Regions from separate parts of the Homo sapiens genome. Here region 1 is linked to region 2. The links are chromatin loops, found by intact Hi-C in ENCODE. Cell type or tissue: MCF 10A. All regions are shown on one strand.

Region 1 (2,500 bases), 570 kb after region 2:
AGGTTGATCAAGCTTTTGAATGTGATATGTCCTGAAAGTGGATTTCTAATGGAATACCTACAAAATGGTTTTTTGCCGTGAGTCAGAATGATCTCAACAGTCTTGTGTATATCAAGTCATTGTAGTATACATTTCTGGATGGTTCAATCTTAGGCCAAAGTAGGTTTTCCTATTTCGTCCTATTCTAAACAAGTTCTGTTTTTCTGGGAGATGAGCTATTTTAATTTAATTTTTGAGTGAGTAAATCCCTTAAGCATTGAAAATCAAAGTATATTTGACTTTTTAGCATGTGGGTACCAAAATATGTATAGTGTAAAGATCTGAAAGCACGTTGACACTGCCTATCACATTCTTTAGATGCTCAGCTCTTCAGGGAAGCAAAAACCTGAAAAAGAAAAACAAAGTTAAAGATTAAATATGTGATCAGTACTGGATTATATAAAATGTTTCTCGTTTGTAAATGAAACAATAATCAGTAGACAGGAAAGATTGCAATGACTACAAAAGTTCAAAAGTGAGCAGGTTATTGTTGTGTTCCTCCCTTGTTGAAGCACAACAGTGAGAGGAGGGCTACATTGACTCTTCTCAATCATTTTCTTTTATCCCCAAGTGTCAAATATTTCTTTTACTTTCAGTTGGGATTAAAATAGTATATTCTAGCCACAGTCTTGGTGCTTCCATAAGAAACTACACCTGCTGGGATCTTGTCAGGTCCTCGGTTACACAATTGCAGTACCAGAATTAGGCCTTAGATCTCCCCATACAAGTGTTTTTCCAAAATCCTGAAAGTTTTCAGCCTCAGCCACTTTTCCTCACTAGAATGGAGCATGCATGGTTTGTCTTATGGTAATGAGAAGTGTTATGTGGCATGAGCAATGTTAGGAAGTAAAAGTGCAACTATTTCCTAGACTGAAGTTAGAGTGCTGGCCTACATTATCCAGTGGAAGACAGATGTTCCTATAAAGATGTGTGTTTTATAGATTTTCTGTAAATATGTAATATTTTCTCTTGATTTAGACTATATATTCAAAGATAGTCTTCTTTTTCTGATTGATCTCAAGTGAATGTTAGACATTGAATGTTTGTGTTAACATTTCCTATCCTTTAATATCTTGATGAAGTATTTTATAATTTTTAAAGCAACTCTCTGCTTAAAAGACAAAAGGCTGGGCACGATGGCTCATGCCTGTAATCCCAGCGATTTGGGAGGCCGAGGTAGGTGGATCACGAGGTCGGGAGATCGAGACCATCCTGGCTAACACGGTGAAACCCCGTCTCTACTAAAAATACAAAAAATTAACTGCGTGTGGTGGTGGACGCCTGTAGTCCCAGCTACTTGGGAGGCTGAGGCAGGAGAATGGAGTGAACCCGGGAGGCGGAGCTTGCAGTGAGCCTCGGTCATGCCACTGCACGCCGGCCTGGGCGACAGACCGAGACTCCGTCTCAAAAACAAAACAAAAACAAAAACAGAAAAAAAAAAAAAAGACAAAAACCCCAAAACATTTTTTCAGTTTCTGTAAACACACACATACACACACACACACACACCCCCCACACACACAAACACACGCACAGTGGTGAATGGCTGATGCAGTCCTTCTGTTAAGTTGGCAATTATTTTGTCTAAATATGGCCTTAATAAAGGCCAGGCCAGGACTGGGTACATTTTCTAGGCCCAATACTAAATGAAAATGTGGGGCCTCTTGGTCAAAAGTAAGGATTTCTAGACAGGGATACAAGAGCATTAAACTGGACCCGTTAGTCTTCTAAGTGCAGGGCCCCATGTGAATGCACAGATCACATGCCATGGGTCCACCCTGGACCAGGTCATGGTGAGTCAAATCAAACCTTTAATAATGGTAACTTTCCAGCCCAGTTTTCAAAGTTGGCTCCACTTTTCTAAGACATCAGATGCCTCACCATGCCTGAGGCCTGACTCAAACTCAGGGTTGGCAGCACCTAGTAGAGGGAAGTGCTGGATGAAGTCCAGGTACTTTCACATCAGAACCCTTCCAGAAAGTGTCTCTGACCTGGAGCTGCCACCTATTAGAGCCCTATGGACTGTAATGGGGACTAGGAACCTTCCATGTCCTTCTGCCTGGCCACACTGGGCTTTCCAAGAGCTTTGGAAGGAGGTGGCAAGCCACAGCTACATGGGTGGTGAATCCTGTGTGCAGTGTCTGGGCCTGGAACTACCAGTGCACTTAGGAAGCTAAGGATACAAGGTCTGGTGAATTCTCCATCGGCTGGAAGCTTGTCCCAAGCAGACTTAACACAGCAAACTCAGACCCAGCTAGAGTTCAAGGTTTGGCTGCCTCTGGAGCTAACTTCAGATTCAGGACTAGTAGAGTTCCCCGCTCCCAGAAAACATAAAAGAATGGGTCTCTGTCCCCATTTGCATCTACCCCTTTCCCCAAGAAAAGTAAGGCCCTGGCATTTGGCTATAAGAAACCATGGTCAAGTTAGTGCTTTATCTGTACTTGATAGAATTTCTACTTAA
Region 2 (2,500 bases):
TATTTAGTGTAAATATATATATATCTTTTTCCTTCTCCCCTTCCCATTGCAATTTGCTTATTATATCATTTGCTTATTATATCTGCATTGCCATTTACATGGGATAAAGGTTGTTTACCCCTAAACATATTGTTTTTGTGTCTTTTCTTCTCCCCTCGTGCATTTCCCACACAGAACAAATGTCCAGAACAGATAAATCTATAGAGACAAAGTAGGCTAGTGGTTGTTTAGGGCTAGTGGAAGACATAGGCTGTGAGATTTCTTTTTGACATGATGAAAACCTAAAATGGACTGGTGATGGTTCCACATATGTGTAAATAAACTAAAAATCAATGAATTGTACACTTTAAATGGGTGAATCATAGGTATGTGAATTATATCTCAATAAAGCTGTTAAATGAAAATTTAAAATAACTTTAGTGACTTACACAATAAAATCTAAACTAGTCCCACTCCACTCTGCCCTCTGTGCAGAGTCTCAGGCTCAAAAATCTCTCCGCACTGTACTCCACAAATTATGAAGTCCATCCTGACTCAATGTTTTGTCCACACGCTAACTGATAGAGTTTGAATATTTGTGTCCTCCAAATCTTATGTTGAAATTTGATCACCATTGTTAGAGGTGAGGACTGGTGGGAGGTGTTTGGATCATGAGGGTGGATCCCTTATGAATGGGTTGGTGCCATCATTGAGGTAATGAGTGAGCTCTTGCTCTGTTAGTTCCCATGAGATCTGATTGTTAAAAAGAACATAGCACTTTCCTTCCCTCTCTCAATCTCTGTCCCTCTCCTTCTCCTCCTCCTTTCTTGCCATGTGACAAATCTGCTCCCACTTTGTCTTCTGCCATGATTGGAAGCTTCCTGAGGCCTTACCAGGAGCAGATACTGGTGCCATGCTTCTTTTGCAGCCTGCAGAACTGTAAGCCAAATATACTTCTTTTCTTTGTAATAACCCAGCCTCAGGTACTCTTCTATAGCAACACAAATGAACTAAGACACTGTCCCTGATGCTCCAGACTGCTCCATGTGTGCAACTGACTCCTGCTCATGCTGCAGCTTCCTTTGGTCAGAATGTCTTTCCCAGTGGCCCTTTTCTTCTGAGGTCTGCCAAGCAAACACCTACTCATCTTCCAAGTCTAGTCACTAGTCACCTACATTTCAAAACTTTATGCAACCACATGAATGTGTCATGAAGGCTTTCTTGCCAGGCTGAATCAACCACTTCCTCTTTTGCACTCTTCTACACCTGTACAAGCTCTGTCACAGCATCTCTAGAGCTTGTTTGCTTACCTGTTTCTTTCTCCTTTATTAGGCAGCTTTTCAGTGGCGGGGATATTGCTGTATTATTATTATTATTATTATTATTATTATTATTATTATTATTATTATTTTTTGAGACAGGATCTCGCTCTGTCCCCCAGGCTGGAGTGCAGTGGTGCAATCTTGGCTCACTGCAAGCTCCACCTCCTGGGTTCATGCCATTCTCCTGCCTCAGCCTCCCAAGTAGCTGGGACTACAGGTGCCCGCCACCACGCCTGGCTATTTTTTTTTTTTTTGTATCTTTAGTAGATACGGGGTTTCACCGTGTTAGCCAGGATGGTCTCGATCTTCTGACCTCGTGATCTGCCTGCCTCAGCCTCCCAAAGTGCTGGGATTACAGGCATGAGCCACCCGCACCTGCCCACTGTATTATTTTTATTCTACATCTTCTACTTGCTTGATTCTGGAGCTGCACACACTTGCTAGCCCTTATCTTCCACATACCATACCCAAATCAGAGCTTATTGCAAGAGCACAGGTCAGACAGGCCTATCTTGGCCTCACACTTATACCCTGCCCCTGCTGCTCTGTGGTCCTGCGTGTTCTCATGGTTGCAGAGACTCTCTTTCCAGATTATTTCTCCAAATGCTGAGCCCAAATATTGACCTCTGACCCATGCCACCATGCTTTTGCCTGTGCTGTGCAGCCTGACTGGCCCCCGCTGTCCTTGTACCTCTGGAAGTTGACTGCAGCCTGTGTACTGGACTGTGAGCTTTGCCAGGTTTCTCCAGTTTAACTTGAGAGCTCAAACTCCAAATTCTGTTTTGCTTTAAGATGTATGAGACCCAGGTCCCCAGCCGGTGCTCTGCCTAAGCTGTCCCAATTCAGCTCCTGTTTCTGCCCACCTTGATCAGTCTTATCCCATATTAGCTATATCTCGTATGGTTTCCTCTGACCCTAACCCCACCCTCTCCTATCTGCATAGTTTTCTCTTTTACCCCTAAGACTATATTAGATACTCTGCATGCTGACAGCTTCCTATGCATATACCAAGTGCTTATTATAGCACTTAACAGTCTATCTTGTAATTATTGCTTATCTGTGTGTCTCCCTCTCCCATTGGCCTCTGGACTCATGCTTGTCAACTTTTTCCTACTTGGACATGTTATAGATAATTTTTATTTGCTGACACACCCCCATTGATTTACCCAGATGGTGAGCTGTAGCAAAGACAAGATAGT

Evidence for each region. A loop is a pair of places that touch in the nucleus more often than their neighbours do. Peaks named below come from ENCODE experiments on the same cell type or tissue, not always from the same donor. Only the 100,000 strongest peaks of a DNase experiment are listed, where the experiment ranks them.
Region 1: it touches region 2 in a loop (9-fold over the local background); 5 of 110 quality-filtered maps call a loop at or near these places.

What each region holds. Positions count from the first base shown.
Region 1 is chr7:113,126,336-113,128,835 of GRCh38, forward strand. The region is part of intron 2 of LOC107986837; the gene reads left to right. Among named protein-coding and RNA genes, the nearest start is that of SMIM30, 9.0 kb to the left of the region's middle. In MCF 10A, no CTCF peak of the experiment used is centred here; no DNase peak of the experiment used is centred here.
Region 2 is chr7:112,555,686-112,558,185 of GRCh38, forward strand. No RefSeq gene overlaps it. Among named protein-coding and RNA genes, the nearest start is that of LINC03076, 61 kb to the right of the region's middle. In MCF 10A, no CTCF peak of the experiment used is centred here; a DNase peak (open chromatin) is centred at 1,156.